Linked DNA regions of Mus musculus: regions 2 and 3 are each linked to region 1. Evidence: chromatin loops called from intact Hi-C (ENCODE). Cell type or tissue: left cerebral cortex. All regions are shown on one strand.

Region 1 (8,000 bases):
CTCCTGGTGACGTCAAGGGGCAGAGGTTCCAGACCTCTGAGAACTCACTTACGAGAGCCCTGCGTAGTAGTCCGGCGCCCCTGTCCCTGTGTGGCTCAAGCGCACTCGGACTCCGCATCCAGTGCTGTTCACAAGCAGCGCCCAGACCGCAAGCTGCGGACGCGTACGGGCATCCTAGGAACGCGTTGCTGCGAGCGTCGCCCAGCAACGACTTTTCCAGCGCGGAGAAGCTGCCAAGTGCAGAAGCCGGGAGAGCGCACGCGCGTCTCGCGCGGGAAGCGGTGCATTATGGGAGGCGCGCGCTTTTGCCGCTTCCGCGAATATGGCGGCGCCGTAGTTAGGGCGCGGGATCCTGGGGCGCGGGGAGGCTGCAGTGCGCAGTCCGGGCGCGGTAATGGCGACTCCGGATCAGAAGTCGCCCAACGTTCTGCTGCAGAACCTGTGCTGCCGGATCCTGGGCCGGAGCGAAGGTACGCGTCCCGGGGTTCAGGGCTGTGGAGACTGAGCGCCATGACCCCCGCCGGCCGGGTGCTGTTCTCCCCGGCCCCCGGGAAGGAAAGGGGTGCGGCTCGCGGACTGTCCCTGCCCTGGGGGCCCAGGCCGGAGCTGCTGTAGCGGCCGAGTTTGTTTTTGGGTTCGTCCAGACAGCACGGCAGCCTGCAGCTCTGCTTCTGCGTGCTTCTCACTCTGCTGTCACCTTTGCCTCTGGTGATGATGAGTCCTGGTTAGATGATGCTCGCTTATTCCTGGACGGTTCAGCTAGCGAATAATGCTTCTAAGAAGCCAGACCCCCAAGGCAGTCCTGCCCACTTTACCCGTACTGTCGCCGCCGTAGTTGGGGGTGGGGAAAATGTCAAGGATCTGGTTTCATGAAGCTCATTTTGGAGATGAGTGGGGACGCGTCTTGAGGGAAGGTTTTAGTAATTGACATGACTGGGTTGCCTTAGAATGTTGAGACAAATCGCGCAGGTTTTCAAGGGAAGACTTTAAACAAGAACCGAGTTTTAAAAACTGAGAGAGCCTTTTGATCTTTCATAATTTGTAACAACCTATGTAACAACTTGTCAGCGTAGAGGATGAATTACTGTGTCACTACTAAACCGTTGACTTAACTCCCTTCTTGCTTTATTCCTTGTAGTGTTTCACTGTGCAGTTTGTTCATGTAAGAAATCTTTGAGGCTTCCTCGACCCTATTATGCCATGAGAGATGCTCCTGTCTAATGGAGGGAATGTGACTAGCACGTTGGTGAATACACAGTGTTTGTGGGTGATAAAGGGCTAGGGAGAAGGCGGATAGGAGGAGCTTAGAGTTCCAGTATCTGGGGAGAGTGTGAGTGCAGAGGATAGTTTACTTTTCTGAAGGGAGTGATCCAGTCATAGGCAAAATTAGATAACTAAGGCTTAACACGCCATACCATCATTTTTCTTTTATTGCATTGGGTCCAAAATTTTTACCTTCCAGAAAGAACCTCGTAGTTATAGCTAGATTTTGAAGTTATTCATTATGAACTTCTAAATTTGAATTTTACATTAAGATCCCTTTTGATAGAAGTTTCACAGCCTTCAGGTGATTGAAATGCTACTTTAAAGCAGAATCCTGTATCCTCCCATTTTCCCACCCCCATTTGTGATTATGTCTTGTGAATCGCTGGACTTTCAGAGAGATCCAGGGTAAAGCTCATTAAAGATGATGCTGTCTTCTCTGTGGATGGAGTTGAGGGATGCAGAGTCAGCTGGGTTCTCTGCCCTCACACACTTTGTTGATATTTTGTTGTGCTCTGACAGGTGTGTAGCCATAGCTAATTGTTGTCATCTCTTTTTCCTGATTCTGTTGAGCATGACTTCTTGTTTGGCCATTCAGATCTCTTCCTAAGGTTGTATTTTATTTTGTTTTCTTTGTAACATATGTTCTTGCTGGGTTGCTTACCCTTATAACTTTGAGTGTTCTTTATTTATCTGGGTACAGTGTTCTTTATCTGCTTTCTCCACAAGGTGGAAGGCAAGGATGGATTCCTGAAAGCAGTGCTGCCTTACTCCCCAAATGCTCCCCTGGAAGAAAGAGGAAACAAAACAAAACAAAACAAAACAAAAAACACTTAACATTATCATGATTTGGCTGTCATGTGAAGAACTGTTATCAAATCCAAAGTCATAAAATTTCTTTCATCTTTTTGCCCTAGAGAGGTTCTGTTCTATTGTTATGTGTGATATGAGTTAGTTTTTTGTTAAATGGTACAAGTTGAGACTATTTTTGAGCCTACCAAAGGAACCATCTTCCCTTAACTATACTTGTCTTATTCTTGTCTTGTAGACTGAAAGTGTTGAAGTGGAACCTTTAAGAGTGTTGATAGCATGGGCTGTTGTTCCGGACCAGTAAGAACCAGGGTTTGTGTAGGAGAGGGCCTGGTGTCAGTACATATTTTAAAAGCACCTAAAGTTCAGAATGGTTTAGATTTACAAGAAAATTGTACACACATGGTTCTCTTTTGCCCAACACCATCTCTTCTGGTCTTAGTGTCTGGCTTACTGAGGTGCAGTGTCACAGTCCGTAATAATACATTGATATTGTTGATGCAGAAACACAGTTGTTGCCTCAAAGGAAGTTAAGAGGTGATTTATTTTGGAACTAAGCATAAGTGACTATGGTCTAGTAACACAGTTTCAGGTTACCCCTAATGCCTTGTTTCAACGTGATTAACAGTTATATGAAGCTTAGTAACAGAATGGCATAAAGTCATAAGTCAAGGTACTTTTCAAATACATTGGCATGAACATCAGGTACGTGGGTTAAAGCAAAATGGGAATCTCTGTTACTGGTCTCAGGTACTATTTGATGACAGTCTCATGTTAGGGTTGGTGGAGGCTGGGTTCTCTACATGCCAACACACAGAGGCAGGCAGTGAATGGGGCCTTTAAGAGGGCTTAGGATAGGTGGCCAAGACAACTTATTAGCTCGAGACCTGCAACATTCTGTCCAGCTGTCTATAATCACAGGCCTTCTAATAGTCAGTCAGTCTGGAAGAATCTCTAACATGGGCATGGCTTTCTTGGGAAGTTCAGTTCACAGTATTGACCAAGCTCCATGCTTTTTAGGCTCCTTCAGGTGTTGCTTAGTACCCAGGGCTCCCTCTCGTGTGAGGCCACTTGTTCTTATTCTTTGTCATTCTTACTCTTATTTGGGTCCCCGTGGGCTCCTCTGGACTTGGATCTTTTCCAATATTTGTTTTGTTTTTGTTTGGTGAGCTTGGCAGTTTTGAAGATTAAAGATTGTAGACTTGTCTGATATTTTCCCAGTGACTGAGTGGGATTCTGTCTTGGGGGTGGAAATTCTGGGCCTGGAGTGCCATTTTCACCACACGATGGCAGGCATAGCATGCTCTGTTACTGTTAATGTTGTTCCTGACTGCTTCACGTGGGCGTCTTCTCTGGAAGCACGTGTCTCTCACTGATGGAGCATTTCTGCCAAGTGGATGTTTCTACAAGAATGTTAACATTAGGCCTTCTTTCAGGTTTCTGGGGGTCAGTGCCGCTATCCCTTGTAGTTTTATCTCCGAATGAACACTTTAGTTTAGAATGAACAATTTAGTTGTTTCAGTTTGTAGATTTTGTTGTGGAAACTAAGATTATTGACTTCAAGTCTGTCTAGAATATCAGATTTTCATTTTCATTAAGTTTATTTTCAGAATTTATTTATTTATTTCTTGGTGGCATGTATATTATGAATCGATTGGTCTCCAAATAATTTGTGTACTGGCTAGTCCTGTATCAACTTGACACAAACTGTAGTCCTCTGAGAGGAGGGAACCTTGATTGAGAAAATGCCTCCTTAAGATGGGGCTATAGGCATTTTTTTTTTTTTTTTTTTTACAGGCGTAGGGCATTTTATTAATTGGTATGAAAGGACTGATTGGTATGGAAGGACTTAGCCCACTGTGGGTGGTGCCATTCCTGGGCTGGTAGTCCTGAGTTCTATAAGAAAATAGGCTGAGAAAACCATAAAGAGTAAGACAGTAAGCAGCACCCCTCCATGGCCTCTGCATCAGCTCCTGCCTCCAGGTTCCTGCCCTGTCTGAGTTCCTCCCCTGACTTCCTTAATTGAGGAACAGTGATTGGAAATGTAAGCCAAGTAGACCCTTCTCCAAGCTACTTTTGGTCATGGCACAGCAATGATAACTCTAAGACACTTAGTGATTTATTTTCAGATTTGATACTGATGTCTAGTTTAATTCTCTTAGTGTTGGAGAATATATGATTGCTAATTACAGCTACTTTTTAAAAATCTGTGTGCACCTGTGTGTGCAGTCACACACATATCAGTATGCATGTTCATTCATGTGTCAGCGCGAGAACACACGAGTCTGTGGAGAGCAGAGGACAACCTCTAGTTCCAGACCTTGTCTTCCCCTCTTTTTAAAATATGACCTCTTGTTTGTTTCTGTGTTCACCAGGCTAATTGGCCCAGGAGCTTACTCTTTCCTTCCTCCCCTCCCTTCCCCTTCCTCTCTGTATATGTATGCTGTCTTCAAATGTCTGATGGTATTTAGGCAGGAAGATGGTCAGGGTAGCCTTTTCTAGTTGTCATACTTTTTAGTTGGGGGTCCAGCTGGTGCTGGAGCCTCCCTTGCCACTGTCTTTTCTCTTGGCTTCCTCTGGCTGATGACTCCCCTGTGCTAACTTGCTGTGTGTGGTGCCCTCTGAGGTTTGCCCGGATGGGGGTCTGGTTGTCAGGTTGCTGGGATTTGGGCAGGCACTGGCTTTCCTCCACATACACAGCTCCTTCCTTTGCTACGTAGATCCTGAGAAGGACGGCATTCCCTTCTCAAGCCACCCGGGGCTTCTACAGAGTATAGAATGACTCTTCTTGACATTTGTCCCTGTGGGAGGTTAGTTTTAATTGCCATTCTGACACAGTATAGCATCACTTTGGTAGGGAGTGTCAGTGAGGGAGGTATGAATTAAAGCTTCAAGCTCCTCTGTTGCCTTGGCTTTCCTTCTGTGGTGGACTGTGCCTTGATCTTTGAGCTAAAATAAACCCATTCTCCCTTAAGTTGCACTTGTCAAAGTATTTTATTATAGCAAAGGAAAAGGGCTTTCTCTTGGGAACTTGGAAAACACTGCTGAGAGAAATGAGGACAGTAGAGGCCTGGCTCCTGAGGCCTCCGAGAACAAGGGCTGTGTCAGGAAATGGGCCAGAGACAATCCTATGATATTCAATAAGAATCTGGTTCCACTTTGCCACCACTGTGAGACCTTGAATGAAGTTGAATTTAAAGATAATGAACTATTCATTAGAAAGGAGTGTGGACAAGCTTCAAGTCTTTGACAAGAAAGTGCAGTCAACACAGCAGCTGCAGGGATCAGCACCCTGAGAGAGCAACCTGGCCGTCCACACTGGGACTTGAGGACGTGTTTCCCCAGGGTCAGCACACACAAGCTCACAGAACTGTGGTCCACGGTGGCAAGGCTGCCCCTCTGAATGGTGACGCTGTCTGTGTGCCACTGGTCTTGAAAGTATGAAAGACACAGAAGGGAGGAATGGTGGAGAGCAGCTGAGGTCAGGCACTATGTGGCAGGGTCGAGGCCCCAGAGAGCAGCAAGGCCTCAGAGGCCACTGTGAGGAGCTTGAAGATAAAGCATAAGCTGTAGTAGAGACCTAGGAGTGTTGGGGATGCCAGGATCACAGGGTATGTGCCAGGAAGAGCTACAGGCATGCAGTGGCGCTGGACCAAGTTTGAAGGAGAAGCTTAAGGGCTGAAGGAATGGGGCTGTCTGAAGCTTTGGAGCCCAGCCAGTTTCATCACGAGGCCCAAATGCTGGACATGGGACTGCAGGATTTGGTTTTGGCCACATTGGATTTGGGGTTTTGGTTTGATTATTCCTTGCTATGCCCTTGATTGTTTTATTTTGGAATGGAATGTTTATTCTGTGCCATTATATGCTAGAAGTATATACATTTTTGATTTTTATAGGAGTTCACAATTCAGTGTTTTGAACTTGTTAATTTTTGAAAAATGTCAAGACTTTGGAGACTTAAAGTTAGAATGTATTTTACATTTACAGTATGAGGGTGTCTTAGTGTTTATTGCTGTAAATAAACACTATGACCACAGCATTTCTTATAAAGGAAAATTTTAACTGGGGATTGCTTACAGTTTCAGATGTTTAAGCCCCAATTATCGTCACGGTGGGAAGCATAGGGGCAGGCAGGCAGCCATGGTGCAGGGGAAGGAGCTGCAGGCAACAGGAGGAGCAGAGCCACCGGGCCTGGCTTGGGCTTCTGAAACTCAAAGCCCGTCCCCAGTGACACACTTCCTCCAACAAGGCCACACCTCCTGATCCCTCTGAAGCAGCACCATGGCCTGATGAGCAAGCATTCAAATCTAAGAGTCTATGGAGGGAGTATTCCTATTCAAATCAGCACACTTTAGTCCCTGGCCCCCATAAGCTTGTAGTCATACCATAGTGCAAAATGCATTCAGTTCAACTTCAACAGTCCCCATAGTCTATAACAGTTGGAGCACCATTTAAAAGTCCAAAGTCTCTTCTGAGACTCATGTTAATCTTTTAACTGCCATCCTCTGTAAAATCAAAATGAAAATACAGATCATATACTTCCAACATACAATATCACAGAATATACATTATCATTCCAAAGGGAGGACTGGACCAAAGCAAGACCAAGAACTAGCATGGCAAACTCCAAACTCTGCATCTCCATGTCTGATGTCAAATGTTCTTCAGATCTCCAACTCCTTTCATTTAAAGCATTCAACTGCTTTCCTGGTCCAAAGTCCCAAAGTACACATTCTGCCAATAGTCAACATGGTCAGGCCTGTCACAGCAATACCCCACTTCTGTCTTAGTCAGTATTCTATTGCTGTGGAACAAGGCACCATGACTATGGTGACTTTTATCAAGGAAAGCATTTAATTGGGGTTTGCTTACAGTTTTAAAGATTTAATTCATTATCATCATGCCCAGCTCCCTTTCTGTACTCTTAATAAACCCATGATCCTCTGTCCAGGGAGTGAGACACCCACAGTGGTGACAGGCAGGCAGAAGTGGGAGACGGAGCTGAGAGTTCTACATCTGGATCTGTTGGCATCAGGAAGAGCAGCAGCCACTTCCTGTGTGGGCTTCTGAAACCCATAAGGTCACACCTCCTAATTCCTCTCAGTTAGCTCTACTCCCTAATGCCCCAGCATTCAGGTATAGAAGCCTACGGGGGCATTTCTATTCACACCACCACGGAGGGCAACATGAGACTTTGGGCACAAAGAGGAGAAGGGTATAGGTTAAAGTGATATGTTGTGTGTCAACTTGGCAAGAGGTGAAATTGTGGTGACTAGTTTTTTGGTTTTTCGAGACAGGGTTCCTCTGTGTAGCCCTGGCTGTCCTGGAACTCACTCTGTAGACCAGGCTGGCCTTGAACTCAGAAATCTGCCTGCCTCTGCCTGTGGTGATTAGTTTTATTTATCATCTTGACTCAATCTAGAATCATCTGAAAAGTCAGTCTCAATGAGAGATTGTTTAGGTTGGTCTGTGGGAACGTCCTTAGGGAATTATATTGATTTGTGGGAAGTCCTGCCTACTGTGGGTGTCACCATTTCCAGGACAGAGTATCATGGCTTTATTAAGAGTAGAGAGAGGGAGCTGGGCATACAGTTTTAAATTCCTTGCTTTCTTGACTGGATGTAATGTCACCAGTTCAGGGCCCTGGCTCTTGACTTCCTTGCAGTGATGGATTGTAACTTAGAATTGTGAGTCAGATAAACACATTCTCCTTTGAGTTGCTTTTGTTAGTGTATTTATCAAGGCAACCAAAAACAAGGGCAGTCCCACTCCCCTTCCCATTCCTGACCTTGCAGACATTGGGTTTCTAGTTTGATAGTCTTTGAGTCAGTGCCACATGCCCATCTGTTCTCTAGCTTTTCTCTCTGGCTTCACATCTGCCTTGGTAAGTGTATGTCCTTATTTAAAGTGCTTTATTCTGTGTGTGT
Region 2 (8,000 bases), 130 kb before region 1:
CCAGGAGCCAGGCAGAGTGAGTACCATTGCCACAGGAGCCAACTTCCAGCCCTGGTCAAAAGCAGCATGACCACTCCCGGAGCAGTGACTGGTTTCATCCCACAATGAGCCACGAAAGCATTCCCTCATCCCAACTACACCATACTCAGTGCCCTGAATCCTCTAAGGCACAGTGGTTGCCCAGCAGGCACTATCTTAGTCAGAACAAAGGCCCAGCAGCCCCTCCCAGTAAGAGATGATTTCATGCACAGCCTTTAGTCTCGTGGGAAGGCTGAGGGTAGGATGGTGAACAGTCTTGGTAAGGTCCACATATCCCATGACAGCTGGAGGGCTCCACTCCCTGCTCATGCTCTGACATAAGTTCTATAAACACCCGGAAAGAGAAGACACACAAATCCCTTCCAGTGCTTGGTGAAACTCCCAGAAACCTTCGCACTAAGCTTCAGGAGCAGCCATGAGTCCCTACTGAGAGGCTGAAGTCTGAAGCCACAGTAGGCCTCAGGGGCATCACTTAGAGGGGAACTAGCACCTTCTTGTCCACCCTCAGGAGGAGAGACGGCTTGGGTGGAAAACACCTGTGTGTGGAAGAGGAGCCCTGAAGAGAATCCCTGCAGCCACACATGCAGCCCCTCGGGAATCTCGCTCCTCCGAGCTGCTTTGAGGCTCTCAGATCATGCCTCCTAAAAAGGTCTCATTCCCAGACTTGGCTGTGCGTGCAGTTGGGACAGATGCACCAGGTTTAGTGGCTGGGAAAGGCTCAGCTGAGCTGTAGGAAGCTCTCTAGGAAAGGGTTAACCGCAGGGAAGCATGGGCCAAGACACTGAAGGCCAGGCTCTGTTCTCAGTGTGCTAACACAGGCAGTTAAATATTAATTCCTGCTCTTCCTGACCAAGGCCAGGAGTCGAGATGCTCCTAGGAATCACTTGACTGCCAGGGTTTTTAAAAATAAAACCCATAAGCACTTGTCTTTGACCGATGACAAATCGGGTGGCCCATCAGAGGCTCAGATCACAGCAAGAGTGTTAGTAGTCTTGTTCCTTGAGGGTACAAGACTGCTGTTGGGGCTGGGCCCTACCAGAGCAAATGGATACTTACTAGCAACAACTCAAGTCTAGACAAGCCACAGGACCTTGTTCACATGACTAATTAATAAAGTACTAAAAAGAATAGATCAATAAATCTGAGGCATGTGATGCAGACAGCACTTCCATGGATGAGCGAATCCGGGCTCCCTCATGTGTGGCATGGAGCAGACAGAGGGGACTAATAGGTTGGCAGGGAGGTGACAAGGTGGAAGGAAGACATTGACACAGATCACTGTGAAGCAGGCAGAGATCCTGGGAGAGGAGGCAGTAGCTGTGGATACAGTGCCTGAGCCCACAGAGGCCAGTGAGCACTTTAGGGGCCCAGCCCAGCCCAGCCCAGTGAGGAAGAGCTGGGAGCCACAGGCTGCCCGCAGCTGCTGAGGGAGCACATCCACTCACTGAGGGAACCCAGTGAGCACTGGTTAGCCTTAACTGCCTTTTCCCAGTACAGCAGAGGCAATGGGATGGGGTCCTGCCAAGATCTGACCACCATCACAGTTCCTAATGACAGTCTGCACCTTCACTCAAGATTGTGGAAGAGACATTATAAAACAACTCAAACACCGAACTCTGGAGTGTGGAAATAACCATCCAGGTTAGCATCTTTGACATATTGGTGCCAGATTAATTTTTAAGGAAAAAAAAATTAAAATACAGATTTTCCAAATTGTCATTTGTCATTGGTACCTCTTCACTGTGGGCAGTGGATGAAGAGGCAGAAGGCCACCGAACATGCCTAAGGGATAGACGCCCACTGTCTGTGGTCTAATCTTAATCATGTGACTCATGTGAAGCACAGAGAGGACCCTACTGGTGTAGCTCACACAAGGAGGACAGGGAGTGTTCCAGAATACACCAAAGACAAAGCCACTCTAACAGGAAGACATCATCCTGCCACCATTCAAAGAAACTGGAAGGGGTTTTTTAAAACACCTAAGTACAACGTGTCACCTCCCTTAGTCTCAGTTACATCCCGTCATCATGTTCCTGTGCCCCTCCACTCTGCAGCTTCAGCTGGGCCCAGCCCACACTCCATCCCTCGCAAACTCTCTGGGGTCCTCCTCCCACCTGAGCTGCAATATGTATCTCTGATAACTGTGGACGGGCCACACATCTTTGTCACACAGTCACATCAAAGACCAACGGCAGGCTGCTAGAGGTGTGCTGACCACCACACTCGGCGTGTTCTCCTAGAGAGCTCCATGGTCTGGGCAGGGGTTGAGCCCTTCAGGGGAAGCTTATCCACATCTGAGTCTCCACACAGACCATGGAAAGTTCCTTCTAGTGGGCCTGGTGAAGACTGGAGACTGGGTTTCCATCAGACTGAGCAGGCTCCCCCTGCTCAAACAAAGATGCAAGTGGAGCCCTAAAATCCACATCTAGTCAACACCTCAGTGAGTTCCTACGACTCGCTTTGTTTGAGGAGGCTGGACTTCTCATCCACCCCCGGCCTGCTGTGCGAGAGCACAAGCAGCACTTCCCGCTCTCTTGCTCGGCCTCAAGCCCGAGGTTACTCGGAACTGGAGTATTCCCAGCATCTGAGGGGCATCACTCAAGCAGGGCTGAAGAGGCTCCTTGACCACTCCTGTGCAGGCACAGGGCCCGTGCTTTACACACAAGCCTCTCTACACTCTTTCTCCGGAACAATCATGAGCAGCAGCCATCCTGACAGTGGGTGTGGAGCCCCTGGAACACCCACTAGCTTTGTCTCTTCTGGGAGGGAACCCCAGGCTGGAGGATGGCCTCTACTTCACTCCCAGGGCCAGGATCTGTAGGCAGACCTTGCGGACCACAAAGAGCACCTGTCCAGGGACAGTGATGGCCTTGGTACCACACAGGCCTCTGACAGACACACACCAGATTCATACCTTGCTATGACCACTGGGTAACTATGTCTGTGTGCACTTGTGCATATAGCCTGAGGTTGTGTCATCTCTCTCTCAACATAAGCAGTTTCTCAAAGCATCCCTTAGAGAAGTCAGCTTACCACAGGGTATGCTCTCTCCCAAGCCCAGAGATACTTGGGCTTCAGTATGAAGAGACTGATGAGAGAGAGAGAGCGAGCCAGTTATCATCAGTTATGAAAAGTAAAGGCAGGTCAAGGTCAAAGATGCTCAGTCAAATGGAAGTCACTTGAGAACCTGCCACTGGAGAACACTGGAACTGCCCGCACCCTGCTCATCACACAGAGCACTGCCTGAGGTCTACAACCCTCTGCATTCCTGGCTACTTCTCCCTTCTCCAGAGACAGTGAAGGTTCTGGGTCCTCTTCAAAGATGAGCAGGGAGATGTGCTGGCAAGCACAACTGCTACTAGCCCAGTTCCCCACTGCGCAGCCTACATGCAGCCTCAGTGAAGTGATAGCAGCACTTTAAGGTCTGGCAATGCAGCCAAGTCCACAAGAAGGGCTGTCTCAGCTCACTGTAAATCTCCTCAGTGTGCTCCTCCTCCTGAACCCCCACCTCCACACAGAGTCCTGTCCCGGGGGAAGCAAGCCCTGGACCCGACCAGGACAGAAGAGCTGTGGCAAGGGGAGCACAGAGCAGAGCGCAGGGGAAAGGTACCGCAGTCAGACTGGACCTGTGGCCCTCAGAGTCTAAGCAGCGCATACCCAAGGGAGCCAGGCAGGGCGGTATTTACACTGTAGGAGATGCAACAGGAAACACATGATGACATTCCAGGTACCGTCCCTGCAGGCAGCAGGGCAGCAAGCACATACAAGTGTCTCAGTGACCTGGAGCTCCAAGGAGGAAAACATTAGAATGTCCTTGCCAGCTGCTGGGCCCCCGAGCTCAGGCAGGCAAAGCTAGCCACAAAAGGCCAACAGGCACTGGCAAGAGACGCAAGCCAAAGGTGGGAACTCTGTGGGTCTGCTGACAGGAAGCAGGCAACATGCCCATGCGGGAATGCCTACCAGGGAGGAGTGGGCGTAGGAGGAAGAGTGAGAAAAAGGGTAAGTTCCCCCATGGAGATGAAAGGCTGTGAATTAGACTGCAGTTACAGCTGCATGATGAGGTGAATGCATACAAATCACTGAACTGCCCTCTTTAGACTGCTGGGTCTCTGGACAGCCGTTCCATCTCCACAAAGCCAGCCCACAGGGTCACCATGTTCTAAGTAGATGCAGCTGGATTCGAAGGGCTTCTGCTCCTCCCCACTTGCGTGGACACTATCTTTCTTCTACCACTCGGACGCCAGGCTTCCGAAAAGGCTGTCTTCTCTCAACTACGGCGGAAATCACCAACATTCTTTAGGTTTAAGTGGTCAGTAGTCTGCTTTTCAGCTACTCTGTTTTGGTTTTGCATTTCTGTGGGAGCTGACACATGTGAAGGTCCCTACCCTCAGAGGAGACTGCAGGGACGGGGTTACGTGTGGTTGTGAGCTGCCAGGAACTAAATTCGGGTCCTCTGCAAGAGTGCACCATTGAGCCATCCCTCTAGGCCTCCCCCTACCAGGACTAGTTGGCTTTTTATTTGTTTGTTTTATCTTCTGAGACAGAGTTTCTCTGTGTAGCCCTGGCTGGCCTCAGACTCAGACAGCCACCTACCTCTACCTCTGGAGTGCTGGGATTAAAGGTGGGCCAGCACCGCCAGGCCAACAGTTAGTTTTGAGGGAGGCATTTCAGTGAGTTCAGTGGGTGCCCAAGGAGATGCCTAAGTGGAGAGAGGAAGGGAGGCCAGCGGTGAGGGGGGTGGGTGGAAGGGCAGCAAAGATCCTTACACTGCCTTGCAAGCTGCACCAGGAGGAACAACACGCACAGGAACTGAAATCCAGCCAAAGACTAACCCAGTCACAAAGCCCATGTCTCCACAGCCCGCCTTCACTAGTCAGTCTCCAGCTGCCCTGTCCAGCTAGAGAAGTTAGCAAAGGGATGGGGTGTAGGAGGTATGGGGGGGGGCGTTAAATGATATACAGGAAGTCAATCTGGCCACTGTTAGTCATCTAATGGAAGCTTCGAATTTCAGCTGAAACAAACAAACCCACTAACCAAATTATACCATGGTGACAGGACAAACATGTTACTGAGCCCAATTCCTGATCGATTGACAGAGGCAGTTCCTCCTGAGGACAATGCTTAATTTTATAGGTATCCAATGGCAGTCTGCTGTGGCGTCTGCTTATAGCTGTAAATGGAAAACTCCCCTGTCCAGGAGCCCCAACACAGCATGCACTTAGGTCAGAGTGGTGTCCCGCCTGCGCCTGTCCCCTCACAGTCACATCCTGGGGTGAAGACCCTCCCCCCATGTGCCCTCGGTCTCCCAGAGTCCAGGTCAGTGCCTGTGAAAGCCTTTTTCTTCTCTAAGGGGAGAGGGGGCTCTTCACTCTGGGGTAGCAGGATGCCCTTAGGTACAGTAAGTACAAATGCAGCTCTCAGGAGGCCCAGTGCCCTGGCCCAGGATCTCCTCCCAGCCTCTCCTGTCTAGGCCTGTGGCCAAGGTCCAAGGTGCTCAGTGAGAGGAACCAAACAAGCCCACTCAAGGCCCAGCACTATCAGGGTGGGCTCCCTCTGCTTCTCTGTAGCTCTGCATTGTGGAAACACAGGAAACAGAAACCCCAAATCCACCCCACCACACTCATCAGCACCGACTTTCCTTCTGGCTATTTGCAAGGCTCATGGGGCATTTCTCTGCTATGAACATGGTTTCTAAACATAAAATCATTTAGATCAGAAAAGTATACTGACTGCTCACCTGATTTGGAAAATAGTCAATCTGAAAACCATTAAACACTCACTGCCCAAGCCATATCTTCCTGTACCCAGAACCAAAATAGAAATAGAAATTGTAGCCGCAAATGACTTTGGCTCGCTCTGGGTTTGCCTGACCCTGCACAGCAGAAGCAGCAGCCTGCACCGAGCTTCTGGGAGCTCTAGTGGTAGTGTCAGGGGTCAACGGGATGACAGAAGGAGCTACACAGAACGGCAAGCATGCTGGGATGGGAATGGTTTTTCAAGCAACAAGGCAGCTCCAGGGGAACTGCACTTGGCCAAGATAACCAACTGCCTCCTAAGATTGACACGGTGGACAACTGGAGGGCCTGACTGCTGCATGTGCAAACTGGCTGCAGCTTCCCTCTAGTCTTGGGTAGGAAGCTGGTGATTATGCAGGGAGTGGACAGGTTGCCCTGGGGTACAACGAAGCTTCCCACATTGGCCCCAAGTGACTCCTAAGAAAGCACTGACTGCTTAATCACGGCCTCTACACAAGCACAACAGAGCCTCCACCATTGCTAACTGAACCACAACAGAGCCCCCGTTATTGCTAACTGAACCATGATAGGGTCCCTGGCACTGCTGACTGAGAAAAGTTGACAGCAACTGCAGGCCTAGTGTCAGAAAATTGGGAGCTGTTTTAACCATGTATATAAATGAGTGTCTCTGGGCCACATGCCTGTAGTAAGCATGTTACTAATAGTATGTCCATATGACTGTGTCTCACAAACACTTGCTCTCCCCAACCTCATGGACACAGAGCCTCATTTGGCTCAGCTGCCTGCTGGGTGAGCAGGGAGAGGGCGCTAGAGGATGATGAGCTCTGGTCAGAGGTCAGAGCTGAGGCTGGGACTTTACCCTCTACGGTCAGGAGAGAGGCTGCATTGACACTGGCCAAAGGGGAAGGTTTTGGCGGTCATGATGCCTGATTATCTGTAGATAACATGGACGCTGGTTCTGTTACTTAGAGCCTGGGTCTCCAGCCTCGTGGCCTCTGTCCTCCTGGCCTCACAGCAGAGATGGATTGGAGCCTAGAAGACTAGTGCTGGCCGTGCCCTGGACCTATCCAATGCCTGCCAGGTATGGGTGGTGATGGAAAACCAAGGGCAAAGGAGGAGGTAGAAGGAAATGTTACCAACGTCCCCACATACAAACCTGCCCACGTACCAGTCAACACACTATACACAGATCTTCCTGTCCTTAGTAACGATGCAGCCAACAGGACTCGGCACAGAGAAATGGACCTAGTGTGTGGTCTGGTAGGAGATGCTGCTCTGAAAGCAGCAAACTTGGTCAGGTGTGAGACCCACACTCAAAGCCACAGCCACCTGTCCTGAATGGCCGGGCATGAGAACCAAGTCCTTCTGTATTTACCTCCCACAGCTGATTCCCTCCTCCTAGAGAGGAATGAGAGAGAAAGCTCAGCAAACATGTCCAAACTCAAACCCAGAAGCTCAGTGTGGGTACACATGGGAGCTTTAAAACACCGAAATTATATACCTTCCAATTGCACTGTGGGCATATTTACAAAACACTGGATATATAACTAATGAAGACAAGGGCAGGGCTGAGTCAGCGATTACAAAACAGTTATAGTGAAAATACACATGGCTGACAACACACAGTGACTGCTGACAGCTCAGCAATTACCAACAAAACCCTGAGAATCTGAAGCTCAGGCTCCACCTTGAGGACCACACTGTATTAGGACTGGGACCGAGCCTCAGCTTCGAGGGTTGCCACCATACAGGCCTGATGGCCACACCACGGGCTACAAGCCAGGTTGAGCAGACAGGAACTCTAAGCAGGTTCGTGCAGCCTCTATCACTGGCCCTGAGGCAACTCTGAGGAAAACTACATCTTAGGGTTGGCATAAAGATATATATAAAGGATGGAAAGGAAAGCAAACAATCCATACTCAGTGATGCCTTGGGAGGGAAAACTGCAAAGCATATGTGAGCACAGAAGGCGCTGCACAGGGAGCAAAGACCTAGAAGTTAAGTTAAGCAAGACTCTGGCTAACACCACCAACCTCCACAGCATGGTGATGACCTAGCATAGCCCAGGACCACCTCAGGCTATGTGCTCATGTCTGAGGGACACCAGCAAAGTGTTCCCTGTCCTGGCTCAGCTCTGCAGAGGAGCCTTGTCCCTTTCCAGAGCCAGTTCCCCACATCCTGGCACCCACACTTCTTCCTTCAGGT
Region 3 (8,000 bases), 53 kb after region 1:
GTTATAGAGACAAAGTTTGGAGCTAAGACAAAAGGATGGACCATCTAGAGACTGCCATATCCAGGGATCCATCCCATAATCAGCCTCCAAATGCTGACACCATTGCATACACTAGCAAGATTGTGCTGATAGGACCCATATATAGCTGTCTCTAGTGAGACTACGCCGGGGCCTAGCAAACACATAAGTGGATGCTCACAGTCAGCTAGTGGATGAATCACAGGGCTCCCAATGGAGGAGCTAGAAAAAGTACCCAAGGAGCTAAAGGGAACTGCAACCCTATAGGTGGAACAACATTATGAACTAACCAGTACCCCGGAGCTCTTGACTCTAGCTGCATATGTATCAAAAGATGGCCTAGTCGGCCATCACTGGAAAGAGAGGCCCATTGGACTTGCAAACTTTATATGCCCCAGTACAGGGGAACGCCAGGGCCAAAAAGTGAGAGTGGGTGGGTAGGGGAATGGGGGAGAGGGTATGGGGGACTTTTGGGATAGCATTGGAAATGTAAATGAGGAAAATACCTAATTAAAAAAAAAAAGAAAGAAAGAAACGGGGACGGCTGGTTCCAGCAGGGCTCCTGGGCCGTCCCCTGGGGTCCTGATGTTGTTACGTTTTCTTTCCAATTGTGGGACAAAATACCCTAGCGAAAGCAACTTAGGGGAGAGGGTTTGCTTCAGCTCACAGTTCCAGCTTCCTTTCTGCAGTAGCGAGGTCACAGTGACAGGAGCTTGAGGGAGCAAAGAACGCATGTGTCCAGGGCTCAATGCAGTTTTTCCTTTGCATCAGCCAGGACCCAGCAGATAGAAAGTGCTGTTCACAGCCAGAGTGTGTCCTTCCACCTCAGGGAATAAAGGCTAGAAAATCCCTCACAGGCTTGCCTGTGCACCAGCCTAATCGAGGCAAGTCTTTGTTGACACTCTTCCCAGGTGATTACACATATTGTCAATCTGATAACTGAAGCTACTCATTGCAACTCCCCGCTTTGTCTACCTGACACACGGATATATTATTTTAAGGCACACCTTTCTGTCATAGTTAGGGTGACTGTTGCTGTGACCAAAAGCAAATTGGAGGTGTATCTGGCTTACACTTCCACATCACTGTGTGTCACCAAAGGAATTCAGAGAGGGCAGGAACTGGGAGGAAGGAGCTGATGCAGGGGCCATGGAGGGGTGCTGCTTACAGGAGTACTTCTCATGGCTTGCTCAGCCTGCTTTCTTATAGAACCCAGGACCGCCAGCCCAGGGATGGAACCATCCGCAGTGGGCTGGGCCTGCTCCCATCAGTTTCTGACTGAGAAAATCACCGCAGGCTTGACTACAGCACAATCTTAGGAGGCGTCTTCTCGGTTGAGGCTCCCTTCTCTCCGATGACACGCAATGCTTGCGTCAGTCTGACATAACATTCACCAGCACCTTTTACACCCTTCTCTCCAAAGTCTTGTCTTGTCTCATAGTGAAAGTGCAGTCCAATTCTAAACCTTTCTGCAGTCTCGAAGATTTCCAACATTTTAGAAGTTCAGAGATTCTGAACTGTGAGCCCCCGTAAGATCAAAACGAACTTCCATACTTCTAGCATATAATGGCACAGAATAAACATTCCAAAATGAAACAATCAAGGGCATACCAAGGAATAATCAAACCAAAACCCCAAATCCAATGTGGCTAAAACCAAATCCTGCAGTCCCATGTCCAGCATTTGGGCCTCGTGATGAAACTGGCTGGGCTCCAAAGCTTCAGACAGCCCCATTCCTTCAGCCCTTAAGCTTCCCCTTCAAACTTGGTCCAGCGCCACTGCATGCCTGTAGCTCTTCTGGCACATACCCTGTGATCCTGGCATCCCCAACACTCCTAGGTCTCTACTACAGCTTATGCTTTATCTTCAAGCTCCTCACAGTGGCCTCTGAGGCCTTGCTGCTCTCTGGGGCCTCGACCCTGCCACACAGTGCCTGACCTCAGCTGCTCTCCACCATTCCTCCCTTCTGTGTCTTTCATACTTTCAAGACCAGTAGCACACAGACAGCGCCACCATTCAGAGGGGCAGCCTTGCCACCGTGGACCACAGTTCTGTGAGCTTGTGTGTGCTGACCCTGGGGAAACACGTCCTCAAGTCCCAGTGTGGACGGCCAGGTCGCTCTCTCAGGGTGCTGATCCCTGCAGCTGCTGTGTTGACTGCACTTTCTTGTCAAAGACTTGAAGCTTGTCCACACTCCTTTCTAATGAATAGTTCATTATCTTTAAATTCAACTTCATTCAAGGTCTCACAGTGGTGGCAAATGGAACCAGATTCTTATTAAATATCATAGGATTGTCTCTGGCCCATTTCCTGGCACAGCCCTTGTTCTCGGAGACCTCAGGAGCCAGGCCTGGGTTGCTGGAGAGAGTGGGTAAATAAGCTGATAGCCTAAACTATTAGCTAAGGGCTAATAAGAGGTGAACTTGCACATGTAAAGCAATGGGAAAGACCCAGCATGGAGTGTATGGAGGTAGAGTGCTGTCTGTAAAGGAGACAGACAGTCTGTAGCTGCTCAGCATGGCTGCAGAGGATGTGCTAAGGGGAAGGGAGCTGCTGAAAGGACAGTTGGCCCCGCTGGAACCCTCCCATGCTGCCTGGCTACAGCTCCAACTTAGAGCAGGGCCACGGCCACTGTAGGGCACCTGAGGCCAGTGAGATTCAGAAAGAGCAGTCTCAGTTCTAAGTGCCAGTGGGCAACTCATAAAGCGCGCAAGCGAGAGCCCTAGCACAGTGCAGTTCCCAAGCCCAGAGTCTATGCCAGGAGTGCCAAGGCTCCGATCAGAAGAGCTAGTAGATGGAACTTACCGTATTCACTCATGAGAAGAGAACTCAGTAACTCCCATTCAGGCTGGCTGAACAATGGTGTTACTGAAAAATCTATTTTGAGGGGAGAGGGAATAGTTAAGATACGATCTCACTGTGTGTAGCCCAGTCTGGCCTCAACCATTCTCATGCCTCAGATGGGATTATGGGTGTGGGCTACATGTGTGTCTGGCTGAAAGTGACCTTTTAGAATGAGAGTAGATGCTTCTTTCCAAGGCAGATTGTCTGGCGTTCTCACTATAGTCAGCGTGCCAGCTCTCAGAACTGACAAGTTCCTTCCATGCCCATTGTCTGAATGAGGGCATGTGGGGGACGTGAGGCCTCTGCACTACAGTGCGTGACGCACAGTGCTGCCGTGCTGAAGCAGGGAAGCATCCAGCAGTTGAACTTGCTGCTTCTCACTAACCAGGGCCAGTGGGGAGTGACTGCGGCAGAGGAAGAGGAGGAGAACAAGAGGATCCGAGAATTCCAGGACTCCATACCAAAAATGTGCTCACAGTTGCGAATATTGACGCACTTCTACCAGGTGAGTATAGGTATGAGACGTGGTGTCTGTCCTCTTCCGGGACCCGTGCTTGCTTCCAGAGGATGGGAAATGTGGCCCCACATCCTTGCTGTATGAGCAGCACTTGGGATGGAGCACTTGGGGGTGCTCCCCCTCCGGCTTCACCCTTGTGCTGGGCACTCTTCAGGGCAGCTGTACAGCTGGGAAAGTGGCACTGAGGACCTGTGACTTGTCATGCTCTTCAGAGCACCATTGCCAGATAGTGCAGGCAGTGTGCGGGCTTGTTGGAGAGATAAGCCATGAATGGTCGCAGTACTTTACTAAACCACAGCCTATCAGATTTGCATCTTACAGGAAGGCTGCTCTTCACGGTGGCATGGAGTCCAGTGGGTTTAGCTTGAGTCTGCTCCCCTCTAGAGTAATGACTGAGCATGCGTTTCAGCCCGTGAGCTGAAAGATGAGCAGTGGAGCCCTGATTTCTCTTCACCACAGAGTAGGGCGCGTAGCATCCGCAACTGCCTATTTCTGTCTGGTGTGAGTGCAGAGGAGGCCAGGTGGTCAGTCGCTCTGATACAGAACACAGAACATATCATTGCTTGTCTAACTGTACAGACGGCCTCTCTGATGAGTGCGGCCCAGGCGCCGTGAAAACCTGGGCCCCTGCTCAGTTCCCGTTGGAGGCCTGTTGGTGCCGGTGCTTCAGGAGGGCCTGTGTGTTCTGACCCAGTCCTGTGCTTTCATCCTAGGGTGTGGTGCAGCAGTTTCTGGTGTTACTCACGACCAGCTCTGATGAAAGTCTCCAGTTTCTCAGCTTCAGATTGGACTTCAACGAACATTACAAAGCCAGAGAACCCAGGCTCCGGGTCTCTCTGGGCAGTAGGGGGCGGCGCAGTTCCCACACGTGAGGCTGGCTTGGGTTAGTACATGCTTACTCAAGCCTGGCCCCTCAAGCAGCTGTGAGCTGCAGGTGCCCCCTGTCTACACACAGGCCCCAGTGTTCAGCACTGTGTCTGCTGGAAGAAGTCTTGTTATCCACTGGACTTGCGTGTCTGTAACGCTGCTGAGTTCAACAGGCCACTTACCTACCATGTAGTCTCCGTAGTCGAAAGACACTGTGATGTGCTGGGACATCTTATTTCCACCGTGTAATTTATATTTCAACAACAACAAACTGTTTCTTGCCACAAAAAAACTAGACCATAAATTAAGAGTAATGTCACTGCTGTTTTTTAGCATTCTCTGTGAGACAGTTTTTGTTATCATGATGACACTAAAATTGAAACATGTCTAAGAAAGTCCACAGGCTGTTTTACTCTGGCTTCAGTGTTTGTAACCCTCACCTGCGTGAGGTCATCACTACCCACGCGTCATCTCCACACACTGTCCTCTCTCCCTCCCGAAGTTTACATTTTTATATTTGCTTTACTGTTTCAGATAACATGTCAAACATTTCAAAGAGTGGGAGCCGTGGAGGGAGGTGTCCTCAGCCTGCCTGGCCGCAGGCCGCTGGCTGAACCAGGCAAGGCTGAGACTGTCTTATTTTCAAAGTTCTGATAAGTGTTAGGAAGAAATCAGCTTGGATTGTGAAGGTTTCCCTTCTCCTTGCCTATTTTTTCACTGTAAATATTTATATACTACTGACCAGATGACGGAGGGGACTGGGTTTTGGTTTTTTTTGTAAAAATGTCTTATCCAGTCACATAATTATGCCTTTTTTATGTTGCATAAGTGAAAACTTAGAGAATTAAAAACCATTATCTTTCAGATGTTTCATGTGGTTTCTGAATAGTCTGGAGAAACTGCTTGCTGGGTTTGTGGGTGGGAAGTGAGGGAATTTGGTGGGCTGTGCTGGGGTGTGGTAGCGGTTTATAATTTGTAAAGCCCATATTCGGATTGGAGTATTGATGGAGCACAAGCGTTACTGCACGCTGGTCCCTCCCACCAGCTGACTGCACATGCATCCAGCTCTGTTTAAAGTTCCAGGGCACTGGAAAGTCTTGGTATCCTACTAGTGAGTCCACGCTGAAGGCTGGGAGTTCTTAGTACATAGCTTTGATTTAACTTTACCTTAAAACTTTAGAAATGCAAAACTGGATGTGGAAGCACGTGCCTGTGCCCTCAGCAGTTGGTGCGTAGGGGCTGGAGGACCAGGAATTTGAGGTCACCCTTTGTCATACAGGGAGTGTGAAAACTTTGGGTTACATGAGACCCCCCCCCCAAAAAAAATCGTAAATTCAGAACTTTGCAGCAAGTTTCCCTACTGCAAGACCTTCCAGAAATTCAGGTGTGTGATTTATTTCCAGAAGAAATGTCCAGTGTCATTTGACCATGGTGAGCAGTGTCCCCCCAGCTGCTCTAGGGTTAGTCCTCAATAAAAGCCCCACATTTGGGTGGGGCTCTTGAGTGGCAACCTTGGGGCAAGGAGTGGGGAGAGGCTGGCTGGCCCAGGCCTGACTGTGCACTACCAGGGGTTTTCCCAAGGACCATTGCTCTCTAGGATCTGCAAGAACACAGGCCTTCACTGTACAGTGAGGGAGATGCAGCTCCGAGTGGGTGTGCACACAACAGGTCTGCCAGCGACCTCATGGTGGCCTGGCAGGGAGGCAGCTGTGCACGGGTGTTTCATCTCACAGAACGTAAGTATGGAAAGAAAAGAATCTGTCAATCTCAAGTGTGGTGGCAGATGGCACCGTGAGTAAGCCCCTGGGTAGATATTTTGAAAAACATGGAAACGCTATATCCCCCTCCCCTGGGTAGATGCCAAAAGTGATGGTTTGACAGAGAAAGAGGAAGAAAACACCTCTCAAAAGACAGACACGCATCTATGAGAAAACATTCTCAAAATGGATTTCGGGAAACAAAATCCTCTGATTTTTGTTGATAAGGATGATGTGTATTTCTGCCTTTTTTTTTTTTAATCTTAAACACTTAAGGAATACAGAAATGCAATTTTAAAACTCGTTCAAAACGTTCAAGGCAGTGAGTTTTGGTAGCTGCTACTACTTGTCAAAATGTATAGTTTAGCACATTTACCCCAGAGCGTAGGTATATTAATGGTCCAATTTCAGCGCAGGCCCGGCAGAGCTGGCGGTGTGGGTGGGGTATCGGCAGCTGAGGCAGGTCTCAGTTCGTTCTTCTCCTTCTGAGGTCCTGCTGGGGATCCCAGGCATCACCATCGCAGGAACCCAGTGTTAAAACCCACTGGCCCGAGGTGTCAGTTCACCTCCTGCACTGCAGTGTTAATAAGCCAAGTGAATTGGGAGCAGGAAAGCCTCTTCAGGCACAGCTCTTGATAAACTCATTCTAAGGAAGAAATGCCGCTGCTAAAATGTTAAAATGTTATCTTAAAATGTTATCTTTGCCCTTTGGGAGTTTCAGTTCTTGTGAGAGCCCTTTCCTGTGCTCAGCCTCAAACTCCATGCTGTGCTTTCTGTCTGGGCCTCCCTGGAGCTAGCACTGCAGCTGAGCGCCAGCCCCAGCTTTACATCTTTAAAATCAGTAAGTTTGGGGGTTCTGAGTCTGTCCCACAGGGGCAGACATCTCGGGCCGAGGATATCTAGAAGCATGTGGTACCCTCCCTGTGCTGTGTAGCCTGAGCCTGACATCACCCGAGAAGCTCCTTGGGGGACAGGTGGGATGCAGATTGCCAGAGAGATGAGGGAAGTTTTGGTGGTGGTACCCACTATGTGTCACTGGGGAAGAGCACATCAAAGCCTACAGCTGTGGTGCCCGTGCAGTTGGTGTGAAAGTCAGTTACCTGCTAGCCTGAGTTCCAGCCCTGGGCTCTTTGAGGGGTAGTATATGGGGTCCCCCATGTTCTTGGGATGCAGAATTTATCTGCTTGTCCTGGGAGGGGGGTGTGACCCATCAAGATTTTCCTAAGTTCGAGCAGACTATAACCGCCCTTGCCAACAGTCCCTGCTGAGCTTGGGGCTGGGCCCGGCACTGGGGCCAGGAGTGTGGGACTGCCTTCTCAGGCAAGGTGTTGCTCATCCATTTTATATTTAATTGGTAATGTTTTCGTTAGGTTAAATAGTACAATTTCCTGTCTTCCGTCTCTTGTTATGTTTTATTTGATGGCCACTGGATAACTGTAGGTAGGCAACAGGTGGCCAGCATTTGTGGCTTGTGCCACCATGGGTTCTCACAGCACTGTGGCTTGTTTGCCATGGGTAGAGTGGACAGACAAGGGCCATTCTGAGAGCAACAGTTCTCCTTTCGAAGTTTGTTCTTACCTTTTTCTTGGTGAAGTTGAGGGTATAGGAGAAGTCTCACTGGGAGAGGCCTGCCACCTGCCTTCCCGATCCCTTCCTCCTCTGTCAGCAGGACTCTGAATTTATCTGGGGCCTAAGGGTTCATAGTAGACCCTGCAGAAGAGTGCTGGATATGACATCTGCACATATCTCTAATACCCTCCTGTGCACTAGCATTGATCTGCTCGATACCGTCTCTACTAGACTGAGTGAGAATGAGTTGTTCTCAGTGTAGGCTTGGTGCTGAGAGATACTCAGCTATCTTCTAGCCTGGTGTCACCTCTGAGCAGAACCTGACCTGTGCGGATGAGACCGGTGGGTGTGCACTGAGGACGCCCTGGGGAGCTGGTTATGGGACACTTTTGAGCTCTGATGTGTGCAGGTGGGAATGCACTTCACAA

The links. Hi-C counts contacts between places; a loop is a spot of excess contacts. Peaks named below come from ENCODE experiments on the same cell type or tissue, not always from the same donor. Only the 100,000 strongest peaks of a DNase experiment are listed, where the experiment ranks them.
Region 2: a loop joins it to region 1, with 2.1 times the contacts of the local background. A loop is called at or near these places in 14 of 42 quality-filtered maps.
Region 3: a loop joins it to region 1, with 3 times the contacts of the local background. A loop is called at or near these places in 16 of 42 quality-filtered maps.

What each region holds. Positions count from the first base shown.
Region 1 is chr8:12,664,425-12,672,424 of GRCm38, reverse strand. It overlaps Tubgcp3 (tubulin, gamma complex associated protein 3), which reads left to right and starts at 325. Exons shown (of 22, transcript NM_198031.1): 1 at 325-470. The coding sequence starts at 395. In left cerebral cortex, CTCF peaks have their summits at 323 and 3,353; DNase peaks (open chromatin) are centred at 231, 778 and 3,396; H3K4me3 peaks cover 1,338 bases; H3K27ac peaks cover 813 bases.
Region 2 is chr8:12,797,960-12,805,959 of GRCm38, reverse strand. All of the region lies in intron 1 of Atp11a (ATPase, class VI, type 11A), which reads right to left. Among named protein-coding and RNA genes, the nearest start is that of Gm15350, 30 kb to the left of the region's middle. In left cerebral cortex, no CTCF peak of the experiment used is centred here; DNase peaks (open chromatin) are centred at 2,575 and 4,000.
Region 3 is chr8:12,611,389-12,619,388 of GRCm38, reverse strand. Tubgcp3 (tubulin, gamma complex associated protein 3) reads left to right here. Exons shown (of 22, transcript NM_198031.1): 21 at 3,251-3,367; 22 at 4,093-5,112. The coding sequence ends at 4,251. Among named protein-coding and RNA genes, the nearest start is that of Spaca7, 42 kb to the right of the region's middle. In left cerebral cortex, no CTCF peak of the experiment used is centred here; a DNase peak (open chromatin) is centred at 3,238.